Linked DNA regions of Mus musculus: region 2 is linked to region 1. The links are chromatin loops, found by intact Hi-C in ENCODE. Cell type or tissue: heart. All regions are shown on one strand.

The links. Hi-C counts contacts between places; a loop is a spot of excess contacts. Peaks named below come from ENCODE experiments on the same cell type or tissue, not always from the same donor. Only the 100,000 strongest peaks of a DNase experiment are listed, where the experiment ranks them.
Region 2: it touches region 1 in a loop (5-fold over the local background); 12 of 42 quality-filtered maps call a loop at or near these places.

Annotation. Positions count from the first base shown.
Region 1 is chr10:77,912,815-77,920,814 of GRCm38, forward strand. It overlaps Trpm2 (transient receptor potential cation channel, subfamily M, member 2), which reads right to left. Exons shown (of 34, transcript NM_138301.2): 25 at 7,631-7,718; 26 at 6,804-6,891; 27 at 6,051-6,208; 28 at 5,266-5,339; 29 at 4,893-4,994; 30 at 1,898-1,984; 31 at 991-1,096. LOC115487515 (a small nucleolar RNA gene) reads right to left here and starts at 1,037; the gene lies at 984-1,037. In heart, a CTCF peak has its summit at 3,986 (motif pointing left); DNase peaks (open chromatin) are centred at 7 and 677; H3K27ac peaks cover 1,066 bases; H3K27me3 peaks cover 236 bases.
Region 2 is chr10:77,629,870-77,637,869 of GRCm38, forward strand. It overlaps Ube2g2 (ubiquitin-conjugating enzyme E2G 2), which reads left to right. Exons shown (of 6, transcript NM_019803.3): 2 at 857-892; 3 at 980-1,025. Among named protein-coding and RNA genes, the nearest start is that of Mir1930, 7.4 kb to the right of the region's middle. In heart, a CTCF peak has its summit at 327; a DNase peak (open chromatin) is centred at 5,162; H3K27ac peaks cover 1,276 bases.

The DNA of each region.
Region 1 (8,000 bases):
TCCGGAGTCAGCTTGCTAGCTGAGTGACACTGTCCAGATCACCATCTGCCTTAGCAGTCCACAGCCTGAGCAGGGCATGGGGCTAAAGTAGAGCAAGGGTAGCCACAATGACTCCATGAAGGCCAATGAGCCTTGTCACCACCTCTCACTATCTTTGGCACCAGAGAGGGACAGGTGCAATACCTTCTTTGGTTGCTGTCCCCAGTCCCCTCGGCCTGGTTCCTGCCACTAAGCTTTGAACATCAGAAGACCTGGATGCTGCCCTGGCCCTGCAACCTCTCGAGCCTGAAGACCCCGGCTGACACTACTGCCCATGCCACACTTCAGGGACATGTGTTCCTCCCAAAGCAGCCACTGAGCCATGGCCACAGACAGAGGTCTTCAGGAGGACAGCTTGTTGAATTTGGGAAGACCACAGGCTCGGGGAGTAGGGGCAGAGGAGGGACATCCCAGGCTTTACTCGATCTCTCCTAGCAGGACAAGTTCTGACCCCTGCCCTAAGTGGGGCCTGGCGGTGGGTGGGAGGAGGGGCAGGCAGGATAAACCGATGGAGAAAATGAGCAATGTGGATTCATACCGGCATGGACAGCCTGGGCCTCTGCATCCCAAATCTGTCATTACCAACTTGAAAGGTGCCCTCTCAAGTTGAGCCCTACAGCCAGCTGCTGTTGCCAAGCCCAAGACTTATGCAACACCCCTTAAACAGCACCCTTCTGCCATCAGGGCTCAACTCAGAGTCTGGAGCAGGATAAGCAGTCCACATCTGAGCCACTGTGGGTTATCCCCTCCAACATCCCAGTGAGCCTGGCCTAGAACACACCAGAACGTGAGCTTATGAGGAAGCCAGGGAGGGAGCTTCAAAGAGGCACTGAGCCACATTAACTCATCCAGGGCCACGGGAGGCGGAGACTGTCACTGTCTCTGCTGATGACTGCGGGGCTGCTGTCGTCAGACAGTGAGTGGGACAGACAGAGAAGATGCCTTGCTTACCCCAGGCAAGGCCCAGTGCTCAGAGCGAGGCAGCTTCATCACTAGCACCTCCAGCATCTTCCTGACACTCTTCCGGCAGATGGCTCCACCCTGGTTCCTCTTCCACCTATGCAGGGGACCCACTTACATCTGCACGGCCACAGGTGGCCTTGGGCAGAGCACTTGGCGGGGACTGGCTGGGTCTGGAAGCAGCATCAAACCCTCTGCCACCTCCCCCACACCCTCAACCTCCACCTCCAACCACCCCCCTCCCTGCCATGTTCTTCACTCTACCTCACCACCCACCCACCATCTTTTTTCTTAAACCCCCAGTTCCCAGGCAGAACGGAGACAGAAGCCACAGGGATACAGTCCCTCTCCAGTCTGACCCAGGTCACTGGCACTGCCAGGAGAGCCCAGTGCCTTGTTGGGCTCCATACAACCGGGGCTAGGACCCCCAGAGCATTTCCCCAAGCGTAGCCAGTCAGCCAGTCAGAAGGTAGGCGGGACCCAGGGTTGGAGACATGAGGTTTGAGGGGTACATGCAAGGCTGTGTGAGAGTGTGAATGTGCACATATCCTCTGGTAGGAAACCTTCCAAACTTTAACATTCCTATGGGATTGTGGGTAGGCTTTGCTTTTTGTGTGTGTGTGTGTAATTTCTGTAACTTCTTCTCTTTAGTAGAGGCTCTAAACACCGTTTTTATCAGCCCCTAGTATGGATAAGGGACTACTCCCAAAAACTTAGGCAGCTTCCAGGGGGAAGGGAGTAGCCTGGGCTTTCTCAGAGAGGGTGGGATGCAGCGTATGTTTTCCCACAGGCTTCATGAGATACCAAGTACAAAGGCCATGCCACAGGCCCTCGGAACTCACGCGGGTGGGAGGAGCATCTTTGGAGCCAAAATGCAGATGGCAGACATGGTGCTTACCGGGTGACAACTGGCTGCAGAGTGTGGTTGGGACCAAACCAGCTGAGGCTCCCACGACCACGCAACCCTGTGCGGCCCATGGGGTTCCTAGGTTAGAAAGGGTTCACTTAGCCACTGCATCTGACGGGGAGGTTAAAACCAGGGACATTGGATGAGTGGAGCCAAGTCACAATGGGCATAGCAGAGATGCCAGCTCCCGACAACCTGTCCTGGCCCCACAAGGCTCTTCACAGAGCAAAGCCAGGGCTTCTAGTCTGTGTGCAACCACCACGGCCAGCCCTCCTCCACAAGTAGGGTCAAACACCCAGAGACCTATGTCTGGTGGTTGCGGTCACAAACAATGGGTGGCTGCACTTGAAAGCCAGGCTGAAGGAACCAGGTTGTGGTTACATGAACTCACTGTATTCTGGGAGCACAGAGTATTAACTGCAGACCTCTCATTGGGCCAGGACCCCTCTCTCACCACCAGACCCCATTCTAAATCGGGACTGAGAACTGATGGTTTTCATGACTTTGATGCAAAACAAAGAGAGACACACCCCGGTGCTACCACAGGACAAGCGGTCTCCTCCATATATGACTCTCCCTGCTCACCGCTCCACATCTGCCAGCGAGCGAGACTCACCCTATGGGCAGGCTCTGCTTTCTTCAGTATTGCTAGTGTCCTCTGTGACCCTCCCTCCCTTCCCATGCCCCACTGCTCAGCTGAGTTCCCATACCACCCGTTGGGTTGGTCCTGACATGGAGTCTTTGGGAGGTGGAGTCAAGGCCTGATGGGAGATTTAGGTTATCAGGACACCCTTTGAAGAACCCTAGCTTCCTCTTCCCCCTTTGCTTCTCAGCCTGGAGGTGAGCAGCTCTCTCCACTCTACACACTCTGCCATGGTGGGGTTTCCTTCCCACAGAGTCACCAGGGCTGCCTTGAGTCTGAACTAAAAGCTTCAAACTGAGGCTACAGTGATTATTCTCGGTTTCTCTGCTGGTTGTTCTGAGTCTTTCATAATGATGGAGAGCTGACTGGCCCAGCATCTTCTCTGCCTTGCACATCCCCCACTACCTCCAGCTGTGTGGTCCAGTAAGACCGCTTAACTTCAAACACTACTTTGTAGAAGAAAAGAAGACAATGTTTCATTATAACCCTCGCTTGTCCCTACCAAAGCTCCCAAATACACCATGAGCTCTTGGAGCGTTGGGGTCCGGTGGGATCTTCAGGAGGTGACTGCCCTCCCAGACTATCCTAGCCATGTGACATCCTGCACCTCCTCTGCCTCCATCAGCAAGAAGGCATTGCTGGTTGTGAGTGCCTGACCTTGAGCCAGAATCAACATTCTTTTTTTTTTTTCTTTCATAACCTACTTAGTCTTTGGTATTCTATTATGAGCAACATAAAACAGACGAAGACAATCATTTCACAGATGGAAGCTATATCTAGGAAATACAATTAAAAGAAAAAAAAAGGAAAAAAAAAACAATAGTGTGCAAGTCCTAACTACATTAAGTATGTGATTACGTTAAAAAAAAAAAAAGTTATTGGGGCTGAACGAAGACTCAGTAGGAAAAGTGTTAGCCATGCAAGTGTAAGGACTAAGTTTAAATCCTCGGAATTCATGTTTAAAAAAAGTAAAAAATAAAAGTGAGCATAAAAGCACACACCTGTAATCTGAGGGGTGGCAGAGACAGGAGGATGATTGACAGCCAGCCTAGCCAACTGCTGAGCTTCAGCCTCATGGAGAGACCCCGCCTCAAATGTAGAGTGGTCCTCTCCGGTCCATCCTGCTTATGTTTCCACACAGTTGTCATGACAGCAGGTATGTGCCAGTCACCTGAGTGTTGCTCTTCCTCCCTGTCTCTCACTCCGCAACTGACATTGCTTCCTAAGCCGTCTTCGCCCCAGTCATCATGGCCCCGTCATGCAGACATGCAGGCTAGAGCCCTGGTCTATTTCAGACTACCCCTCCACTGCTGCCACCGTATTCAACCTCTGGCTCCAGGGACAGTAGCCCACTCACTGTTCCAGAATATTCTCCTAAATGCCTGCCTTCCCTTTCCCACAGGCCCCTTGGCATCCTCTGCTCCACTGCTCCCCCTGCTGGCCACACCCCATCTGGAAACACAGTGGTATTTATGGGTATTTATGGGTACTGTTAGCCCATCATAGTTGCTGGAAAAGGTTACTATCCCTAACGTGGGCCCACCAGTCTTGTAGTGGGTTGGCCTAATGGGGCTTGTATTGTAATGCTAATTTGCATCCTCCCAAATTTTTTGCCCCAAAGGCGAGAGAGTCCACCCCCATTTAATTCTGATTGGTAAATAAAAATGCCAGTGCCAATAGCTGCGGAGAAGAGACATTGGCGGGGGTGGGGGTGGGGGTGGGGTTAGGTTTCCTGAGGAGGAGGAAGCAGGGCAAGGGAGACAGAGTAGTCATGGGAGAGTGAAGCAAGAAGAGGCATCTTGGCTCTGGACCAAGAGAATGTGGCCCAGAGGGCTGCCCAATTGGGTTAAAATCCTCCAAGATGGAACACAGAAAGTAATAATGGGGTTATCGATGGGAGGCCGATTCTAACAGCCTGGAGGCTCGGCAGTTGCCCAGCTATTGTGCTGAGTAAGGTATATTTAAAAATATAAAGGCTCTGTGTGTGTGTCTTTCATCCAGAAACATAAATGGTCAAAGGAGGGAAGGAACCCCGTGGCAGGATTTTTTAAATATTTTTTACAACATGCTCTAGAGCCAGAGTGCTCTCTTCAGACTTGACTATGCCCCCCAAGTTTCCGACCATAAGTTGAAGCCCCCAGGTTCCAACAGACCCATGTACTTGGGACACTGCTGTGGTGGATCCAGGGACCTTCCAGGGAAAGGCTCTGAGCAAGCAGACTCTGAGGGAACAGCACACACCGAGTTTCCTTTTCTCGTTTGCTTTTGCCAGAAAGAGAAGTCAGCTCTCTCAGAGAGAAATGCGCCCCATTGCTGATGCTAGCTGAGGTTCAGCATACTCACAACGGGAACCCATACTCGACCACGTAGACTCCATGGAAGCTGCGACGGTCCGTCGGTCCATCCACGACGTTGTAACTGATCTTAGACAGAGGTTCTGCAGTGCTGGGAACAAGCAAAAGGAGATGTCCCTGTCGGAGGGAGGTTATGGCAGAGTAACACAGAGGGACAGGGGCGCGGCCTCCATTGGTGGCTCAACTACAGTCACCCAGGCCTTTCCTTTGAGAGGGGTCTCTGTCCATTGCTCATGCCCATTGTCAGAATGAGTTGTATCTGGGACAGGAAGAGCTGCTCTGGAGTTCCCAGATGAGGCAGAACCTGCCTGGGCCTGCCCCATGTGAAGTCTGCACTCCCTGTGGAGGAAGGGGCCACTCACTCTCCCACGGGGTCTGTGAGAGCCACATCCTTCTCAGCGGTGTAAAAGGGAGGATCGTAGATCAGAAACTCTGCCTGCAAGACAGCAAATGAGCTTCCTCAGGGTTCCATCCCACTCCCAAGCGAGCTAGGCCTGAGGGCTACAAATGGGCCCAAGAGCAGCTTCATACAAGGACACCAGCCAACCAGGACCAAATTCCCTTGCCCAGTGTGCCTGGGTATCTCCCAGCCCTGGTAGAGTTGAGGACGAGACTCCAGATGAACACTCCCATGGGACCAGCCCAAGCATGACCCAAGCGTGGATGGTGTGAACCTTTCCCAGGATGGGTCGGGGGCTACATGGGAACCGCAAGCCCGCAAGCCCACAAGCAGGTGAACTTGCGGGTGCCAGCATTCCTGTCCCTGAATAGAGGTCTCTCTCTCGTGCTGGGCACTCAAAAGGGAATGATAGTTGTTCACTGGGTACGGACATGTCAAGAACAAGGAGGGTGGGTGAGATGGCAGGGCCAGGACATCTGGAGCACATGAAAAGTTTCAGGAGCATCCCTGAGCCATGTCTCTGTAAAGCCACCGTCCCTCACCCCGCCGGCCCCTTCCACAGTTTGGCCATGCGGCCCGTGTGATTTGTTTGCATGCCTGCCTCATTTAGTTTCCTCAGCTGTCAAGTGCTCAGATGACCAGAGAGGATAGAGTGGGTGGAGGCTACCATGAACTCGGGAGGACCTCTTCTCCTCCCCCAGAGACTAACACCTCCCGATATGGCCTACATAAGAGAGATAAACTCACCGCCCAAGGCACCTTCTCGTTAGGCACGGGGAAGCGCATGATGCGGGCATTGGGATAGAGGAGATGCCGGGCGCTCACGTGGTAACCATCTCCTGGTTCCTCTACTTTCCTCCTGATACTCAGCTCAGCATCTGGCTCATCGAAGGCCCTCTGGGGTGCTAGAAACAGTCACCAGTTTGAGTTACAGTCCCAACACCCTGATTGCCACTCCAGGGATCTCAGCCATGGAAGGACAAAGGTCACCATCCCCTACCAGATACCTGCCGCTAAAGTCACACTTAGATATCTCAACAGTTGGTTAATATCACCGGCTGCTACAGGGCCTGTCCAATTAATGGGGGCAAGTTTGTTCCCTAGGGGCTAGCCTCATCTAAGACCATGATCATTCATGTCCATGTCCTTACTGGCTGAACATTTAGGGAAATGGGCTTAAGTTTCTATGTCTTGATTGATGTGATTGATAGCTTCAGTCACCCAGAACTGTTCCCTGCTCCCAACTTTGCAGCAAGATATATAAAGGAGGTCATGGAGGCATGGCATGCTGCCCCCAGGAGCCCAGGAACCTGCTTAAGCCAGGAGACACCTGCTCAGCTCACAGGAGGAGGTAAGGACTGTCCCCCAGGGCACAGGGACAGCTCCAGCCAAAGTCCTCCTTCAGAGAAACCCCTATAGCTGCCTCTCCTCTAAGCCCATCCTCCAGACCCAAAACCACTCAGACCATTGGAGACAGCTCCTAAGAGACCAAATACTCACCCAGGGTCAGCGCACCTGCTCCTGAGCCAAAGCCACTGTCCTTCAGGGTTGTCACGATCCAGTGCAAAGCTCTGGTCACCTGAGTCACCTGGATGGCATGTCCCAGGGAAGACTAGGTTGGCCTCCTGTGATCCATGTTGCATGTGGCTTATGGCCTGGAAGTCTGGCATCAATCCCCCAAGTGACCCAAGCATTCTGATGGTCCATGCAGCCTTGGAAGAGAACTTGGGGGTTGAGCCTCTGGCCCCCAGTGGTCTCAAGTAGAGAGAGGAGCCATGTACTCTAGGACCACCAGGAACATGTACCGAATATGGGAGCCTCACAATTCAAATCTGGGGAAGCCCAATGTTAGAAGGCTTGGGTAGAAGGTTTTTCTCTCCTTATCTCTCTTTTTCTCACTCTCTTCCACCTCTCCTCTCCTCTCTCTCTCTCTCTCTCTCTCTCTCTCTCTCTCTCTCTCTCTCTGTCTCTGTCTCTTTCTCTCTCTCCTTCCCTCTCTCTCTCTGTGTATGTATGTATGTATGTATGTATGTATGTGTATGTATGTGTGTTTGTGTGTGTCTCTGACTCTCTCTCTTTCTCTCTCTCTCTCTCTCTGTATATGTGTGTGTGTAAGTATGTGTGTATATATGTGTGTTTGTGTGTATGTGTCTCTGTTTCTCTTTCTCTCACTCTCTTCTACTTCTCTCCCTCCCTCCCTCCTCTGCTCTTTGCCCCTTCCTCTTACAAATATCCATTCCTGCATCTTTTCCCAAAGTGCTTGGTCTCAGTGTTGCCATACCACAACACAAAATGTCCCACAAGACCCTGACTTCCTACCTACTTACCTGTTCCTCCAGGGAAGCCAGTCTCTGCTCTGTGGAGCCTGACCTCTTCACCTGGTCCATGTCCAGCAGATCCACCATGGTGTCCACTCTGAAAGAAGACAAATGGACAAATGAGACCACAATTCCAGACAACCCCACCAAACCCAGCAGCCCAGATGTGGCATCCCACCAGCTCTCACTTCAATACTGTCTCTTGTAATTGGAAAGTATCTATGACACACATCTGTATCATAAAATAAAACTGTCCCAGCATTCAGACAACCCAGGCTCATGTGGCCTAACCCAATGAGCCATCAGAGGTGTCAGCTGTGGGGGATAGGGAATGGTATTCACAACAACCCACTTGTCTGTGCTTGCCTCTTGGTGTTGG
Region 2 (8,000 bases), 280 kb before region 1:
TTTTTTAATCTCACATTTTTGGATTTCAAAGTACAAGAGCAGGGTCAGTGGGAGAGCAGCGGGTGGCCCACATTGTGGTTTGAGTGCAGGGTCGCACATGAGGGTGTGATCACACCTGGAGCAGGAAACCAGAGAGTAGTTACCACCAATTGTGGTGTCACACACCCAGTGTCACACACTTTGTCATGCCCCCACCTCTCACAAAGGTTGTGTTTTTCCCCACCCCCACTCCTGCTACCCTGCTTTTGAACCTTGACTCTTAGGGACACACCCCAGACCAGAACCTGACATAGGTAAAAGTCATGCTGCCAAGAGTTGACATGCCACCTGGTGGCAGAGCTAGACACTGGTCTTCAGCAGGTGACCTTAAGTGGCTGTGATGCTGTAGTGGGCTCATCTGCCATTGTCTGAGCTTGTGCTGGGTGGTGGCACAATCAATCGCTGACCTAGAGAGTGGATCTGATTATGTCAGTCTCCCTGCAGCCTGAGCTTGGCCTCTCATCCTTCTGCCCTGTCACATTCAGAGAGGTTTGTGCCAATTCTTAAAATGTTAGGAAATGCCATTTAATTAAAGAATACCCCACTTTAGATCTCTGAGCCTTTGTCAGAGATGCTGGCAGGAGCACTCTGAGAGGCAGTCTGCCGCCTTTATTTCCACTTCTTACTGGTGTAAAGGGCTGCTCAGAGCCATATTGGTTTCAGGCCTGGGCACTTATCTGGGGACCAAGAGGCACCCTTTTGGAAGAAGTGTCCCCTGTAATCTGTAGTTTATATGATTCATGGAAGGAAGTGCTTTGCTAAGTGACAATGTAGCACACATTCTGTTTGGTAATGGCTATGTTCTTTCCCTTTATAGAATTAACCCTGAATCCTCCAGAAGGAATCGTGGCAGGTAAGGGGCTTGGGTAATTTCATTATGGTGTCCTTCCAGTTGCCAAAGCTGTCTTCTAATTAGGATGTGTTTTTTTCTTCCCTGCAGGCCCCATGAATGAAGAGAATTTTTTTGAATGGGAGGCATTGATCATGTGAGTTACTTTTGTGAATTACGGTGTGTCCGTTCCCCCCCCACCCCCCCGCCATGCTTTACTAGAAACTAGACATAAGAATCTCTAAATGTTGAACTCTGAACTTGAGTGGGCTCAAGTGGGCCTTGTAGCTTTCAGCTGTTCCTGGGCAGAAGCCAGGCGAACATGGATTCAAAGGAGATGATAGCAGTTCCTTAGAACCAATAGCCAATTTAGTTGTGAATATTAGCTTTACATAGCTTCAAAATGATATTTAAAATTTTTTTTTATTTAGTTTTTTTTTTTTCTCAAGACAGGGTTTCTCTGTGTAGCCCTGGCTGTCCTGGAACTCACTCTATAGACCAGGCTGGCCTTGAACCTGCTTCTGCCTCCCAAGTGCTGGGATTTAAGGTGTGCACCAGCAGCACCCATCCCAGATGGTGATGTAGTCTGTGGGGCCTTACTTGCCCCTTGGTTTCACATCATGGACAACACAGCAGGTGTCTCTGTGTCCCCAGCTGTGGGGTCTCTCCCCACCAGAGTGGCTGCCAGTGTGCTTTGATCCAGTGCAGTCACGACACTGTCTCCCTGGAGAGTGGCACGTCCCAGGGGATTCTGTCCCCATGACAGTCTCCCTTCAGGCTTAAGTCTGGGTGTCTAGAAGGTCTGATTAGCTGGAAGTTGGGGTTCCTATGACTCCATCATTGAAGCAGCTCCCTGAAACACTTGACTCACACCTGCAGTTTCTTCTGGAGTGCTTTTGGTTTGTTTTTTGAAGTATCTGTGTGAGTATGTGTGTTTTGCCTACATGCGTGTCCATGTACCATATGTGTGCCTGGTGCCTGTGAAGGTTAAAGAGGGTGTCAGGGTCTCTGGAATTGGAGTTAGAAACAGTTGTGAGCTGCCTGATGTGGGTGCTTGGAATTGAACCTGGGTCTTCTATAAGAGCAGCAGGTGGGCTGGTGAGATGGCTCAGTGGGTTAGAGCACCCGACTGCTCTTCCGAAGGTCCAGAGTTCAAATCCCAGCAACCACATGGTGGCTCACAACCATCCGTAACAAGATCTGACCCCCTCTTCTGAGTGTCTGAAGACAGCTACAATGTACTTACATATAATAAATAAATAAATAAATAAATAATTTAAAAAAAAAAAAAAAAAAAAGAGCAGCAGGTGCTCTTGACTGCTGAGCCATCTCTCTGGCCCTTCTAAAGGGCTTTCGAATAGTACAGATATGCAGTGAAGAGATCCTGGGCAAGGCCTGTGTACTTTGTAGCACATGGTGGATTCTTGTTCATCTTCCTGTGAGCTGCCATGTGCTGCTGTCCAGAGGCTTCAACCCCACCCTCTAGTACCACTCTCTTCTTTCTCTGATGCCTGTTCACAGTATGTGTGACTGACAGCCTGCATGGGAGCTCAGCTGGCCTGTCTGCTTAACCTTCTTGGCCTCCCCTTGTACATTATTTTATCAAGGTCGTGAGCCCAGACCCTTCAGGATGGAGGATGGTCTTAGCACCTATCACGGAGAAAGTTAAGTCAGAGAATTTCTTTATGACCCAATTTGACTGGTCTGTCTAAATGCTGAAGGCCCAACCCAGAAGAACAGCTTAGAAACCAGGAAGCTAGACAGAGAAACATATGTGTATGTTTATATGTGTGTGTGTGTGTGTGTGTGTGTGTCTCATAATATGTCCTTGCCATGGTGGATGAGCCTTAGATAGTGTGTGTGGCTTTCCTAGTAGGAAAAGGGCCCTCAAAGCGGCAGGTGAGCCCTCGGACCTACAGGAGCAGCAGCATTACACCTGAAGAGCCAAGGCTTTTGTTTCTTCTTCTCCCCTCCCCTCCTCTGCTTCTTATTTCCTGTTTGCTTTCTCTTGCATGCAGGTCCTGCATTGCTCTTGGTCCTGAGTGAGCTTATGGCTCCTAGCCCCAATGTAGATGCTGTGATATTTAACTTCTTAGAGTCACTTTGCTTGGAAATAGAAACCTGGGTTTAGGATGTTCGCTGATCAGACTCGGCCTGCTAAACTTTCTTCTTTCTACCTTAGATGCACAAGAAAATGAAGTTAGGTTAGTCTGAGGAAAGTGCATTCTATAATCAGTTTCTTGTTAGTGAATGCAAGTTTCAATTGGCTGTAGTGTTTCAGGTTGGATTTTATTGGTCTGGAGGACAGGGTAGGGAAGAAGGTTTGACTACAGGACTGTGAGCTCTGAGCAAGGAGGGTTTGTTTATGTCTGTGCTAGAGCACATTGTGGCCGTCCTGCCCCGACCCCTGCATACCCAGAATGGTGTGCGTGCTGTCAGAGCACTGCCACCTTGCATACCTGGAACCGTGTGCGTCAGGGCACTGCCACACCTATGCCCAAGCTCTTTCTGATTTTGAGCCAGGGTTTTGCTAAGTTTACTGGGCTGGTCTTGAACTCCTGTGGCCCAGGGATACCTGAACTTTTGATCATTTTTCTCAGCTTGCTGACTTGCTGGTATTACAGGCTTGGCACAGTTGTTCCTGAAGCCATGCAGGCTGGCCTAGGAAGAGGACTGGTCATTTCTGCCCTGTGAGCTTTAGATGATGCATGGAAGCTGAGTGGGAGTAAGGAGTTTGGTTGTCTTTAAAGTTTATCCAGGACCGAGAGCAAGCACCGCAGCCCTTATTTATTTCTCTCAGACCTTACTGCCTGCTGGGTCCCATTTCTTCTAAGTCTCCCGGAGTCTGTGTGCAGTGCGGTACAGTTGTGCCTTGTGGTTTTGAGGGCTATGTCCAAAGTTTCCGGTGGATGCTGGAAACCTTGGGCTGTAGCAATAATCACAAGAGCTAGTAAAATAGAAAAACTGGCTGGGTGTAATGGCACACACCTTTAACCCCAGCACTTGAGCGGCAATGGAGGCCTGAGTGTGAGGCCAGCCTGGTCTTCCTAGTGAGTTCTAGGACAGCCAGGGCTGTATGAGAGACATTGTCTCAAAAAAGAAAGAAAGAAAAAAAAATCAACCAAACAACTATCTAAACCCGCCCCCCAAATTTTGATAATATTCTATAATAAAATTTATTTAAATTTAGGAATCATTTCTGGAACTTGCTGATTCTAGATCACACTGGTGAAGCCAGACGGGAGGGATGATTCTGTTGCTTTTCTGTGGGACGATAGAGGCCTGTAGCCAGGGCTGCCCCAAGCCAGGGCATGGCTGTGGCCTGCCAGGTGGAGCTCCGTGTACTTTCTCTTACTTTTCAGTGCTGGGGATCAAACTCTGGGCCTCCAGCCATGCCCCCAGGCCTTGTTTGCTTTTAAAGAAGCAGGTGATCATGTGATCTGTGAACTGAAGCATATGATCATGTGATCATGTGTGTGAACTGATGTGTGTCCTGTCTATTTCATCTGCTATGTCCTGTGTCAACACAGGCACACCTGCACTTACTCGTATGCCATCAGCGGCGTGCCTGCCGTAGGAGCAGCGGTTGTTAGGAGGCCTGCAGAGGTCAGGGCACCTGATCAGTCTGTAATATTTGGAAGGTGGTGGGTCATATGCATCCATGGGTGTAGAAGCTTATTAAAGAACAGCTGAGCTCTCTTTAGTATGGATTTTTAAAAGTGCATTATTAAAAGTCTGTTAGCTATTACTAATTTTATATAAACAGCATAAAGTTAAACAAATATATTGAAAACCCGTCTTAAAAAGTAATTAGAACTGATTTTTGGGAGAGCACGTTTGTGTTTGAATAGGGCTTTTGCGTTAGTATGGAATTCCCCTGCTTCAAGATCTAGTGACTTTGTGGGTTTTGGTCCTGTTCCAGACCCTTCACAAAGAAGAGGCCGTTTACAAATGTTCTTAGAACATCTATCAAGGAATTAACTGTCCTCCTGTGGGTTTGTCTCACCCTGCTGTTCTGGCAGAGAACTGGCTGGGCTTTTATTCTTTGGTGAGTGGGGCCTCTCTTCCCTCAGATTCTCGTGGGTCTCTAGGGCCTCCTGCGTCCCTGGTATTTTTGGACACCGAGGAAGCCTGACACCTCCTGCTGGCTTTGCCACTGCCCTCCTGCATGGCCTGTCACTGTGGCTCTGCACAGGCTGAGCACTGGGGGTGGGCTTTGATGTCCGGGTCGTCCCGTGTAGATAGAGGCTTGTCAGTGGTTATGTTGTCATGGTTTCATCATGGAGACAAGTGCCAGAGACAACAACTTACTGTTTGTGAGAGAGGAAGCAGGAAGGGAGGAGAGGACTAGTCAGAAGAGGCAAGACACATCCTTCAGAGGCACCCTGACACTCCTGGGACCCATGTCCTCCAGCCCTCCAATGGCCTGGTCAGCTGTGTGCTCAGGGCTCTGGGAACCCTGCCAGCCGGGACCACGTCGTTTCCTTTTTTTTTTTTTTTTAATTAATTTATTTATTTTATATATATGACAACTGTAGCTATCTTCAGACACACCAGAAAAGGGCATCTGTAATTCCGTTACAGATGGTTGTGAGCCACCATGTAGTTGCTGGAATTGAACTCAGGATCTTTGGAAGAGCAGTCAGCTCTCTTAGCTGCTGAGCCATCACTCTAGCCTGGGACCACATTTTCAATACAGGAGCATTTGGGGGACAGGTCGGGTTCCCTGGAACTGGTGTTGCAAATGGTAATGTAGGTTCTTGGAACTGAACTCAGTCCTCTGCAAGAACAGCAAGTTCTCTTAATCACCAGGCCGCCTTTCAGCTGCTGTAGTGGTTTCCTTTAGTGCCCTGTGCTTTAGCATCACATAGAGCCAGAGGTTAGGGGCTTTCTTTCATACTTTCTTTACAAGCGTAATAACTGTATTAGTTACTTTCCCATTGTTCTGATAAAATACCCTAACAAAAGCAAACGGGGAGAGAAAGGCTTGACAGTCCGTGGTTGCACACTCCTTAGCCTTGTCCCAGCACTCAGGAGGCAGAGGCCAGCCTGTCTACAGAACAGGTTCCAGGACAGCAGAGAGGGAGCGGGGGAATTCTTTTTGGCTTTTGAGAACATAGTCCATTATGGTGGCAAGTCACAGCAGCAGGAGTGTGAGGTGGTGTTACACAGGATCACAGTCCGGAAGCAGAGAGGGGTGAGGGCTCCTGGGAAGTGTTCTGTCCCCATGTGTGCATGTGGACTGCATGATACAGTGGAGGCCAGGGGAAGTGCTTTTCTTGGGATTGGAGTTAGGATGGTGGTGAGTCACCAAATGGATGCTGGGAATTAAACCTGGGACCTGGAAGAGCAGCAAGTGCTCTAAACCACTGAGCATCTTTCTGGTCCTTTGCACGTTTTTTTATTTGTGTGGCAGTTAGGGTGGGTCTTCTCATCTCAGTTAGCCTGATTGAGATCAACCCTCCCAAGCAGACGCAGACGCTTACCTTCTAGGAGGTTACAGATTTTGTCAGGTTGACAATGAGTGCTAAGTACTCCAGTAGCATGTAGCTCTCCACATTTCCGTCAGTTAGTTTGTACTGAGTGAAATGTAGGAACGGAGTCAGCCTTCACTCTTTGCCTGTGACTGTCCTCATGCCTCAGGGCCTTTTGTTGAATTTCCCCATTGAGTAAATAATCTTGATGTCATTGTCAAAGGTCAGTATAGACCATGATACTGGGCCTTAGTTTTGGACATCCGAGGTCACTGCTCTGTGCCCGTCCTTATGCCATGCACTGCACCATCTGGTTGTTGTAGCTCTGGCCTTGTTCTTTCTGTTAGACTTCAGGCTGTTCCAAGTGCCATGAATGTCCATACACACAACATTTTCTGCAGGGTTCCTGTTGGTGTTTTGTGAAGTCATCAGATGAGTTTGTAGGATGTTGCTGCTTGAATAACATTGTAAGTGTGGGTGTTTGAGAACTTCATTCCCATCACTCATACCCACGCTACAATCTAAAGTTGCACACAGGAGAGCCTGCAGAACCGCAGTGCTCAGTCTTCTGGGAGAGGACATACATAGGCTGAAGGAGGCGCTTGCCTTTTTGCTTACATATGTCTGTATTTGAATACATTCCAGCATGAGTAAGGTTAGCATTTATGTAGGCAAGTGAATGCTGTGTTATTCTGTTAGAATTCACTGTAAAGTTCTTATAGTTGACAGACTTAGTGCCTTTCAAATACTGCACTTGTGTTTAAGATTTTTTAGCAGTGACTCTGTCTCAGACACCTAATGTCCTAAGTGTGGCTGTGACTCCTTATAGAGTTGACCTCGAATTCCAATGGAGCAAACCCTATATGTTACTATCCTGGTTCTAGCTGTGGAAGAAGCATTTAAATACCAAGAAGAAGGGTGTCCCTATCCATCCAAGTTGCTGGGACAGCAAAGGTGCATGTGGCCCCTTTTCTAGTCACAGCTTCCTATGGTGGTATCCTGTTGTTAACAAGGTCCTGGGAACAGACAAGTTTCTGATAACCCCTGTTGCCTAGCCAGCCAGTCTCATCAGCCTGGCATGTGGCCAGATGTGTGGTGCATGCATCCCCTTGTCGCATGTTCTGGGCCCTGGTGAGGTAGGAACAGCTGCCCAGGGTATAGAGGCAGAAGGTATCAAACAGTTTGCAGCATCAGGAGGCTACTCTGAGCCTCTGTCTTCCTGACCCAGGTTCACCTTGCAGCATCTAACAGTGAAAGGCAGGCTCTGGCTGGAGTTCCTTGTTTACATGTGTGTTGCTGGTATGATCTGAGGCAGCTCTGGAGGACAGGCTGAGTTAGGTAGTGGGCTCGGTCGGGCAGGAGTAACATGACAGTCCAGTCACTGTCTTCCACATGTGTTTTTCTCACAGACAGAGAAGCCAATGAAGCTCTTAAGTAGGCACCCATGGGCAGCAGGTTGCACAGTTCTCTGCTGCTATGCTGGAGATAGTAATGTAGCCAGAGTTTGCAGTCGGGGATGGAAGATGTTTGTCGGCACCAGTGATGGTGCGTGCTTTGGGTGTTTAGTTTCCTTTCTTGTTCTTTGGGGTGAGGATCTTTACTCCCAGAAGCAGAGAGTAAAACTTGTTCGAAAGCTCTCTTGGGCTGTTTCTCTGTTC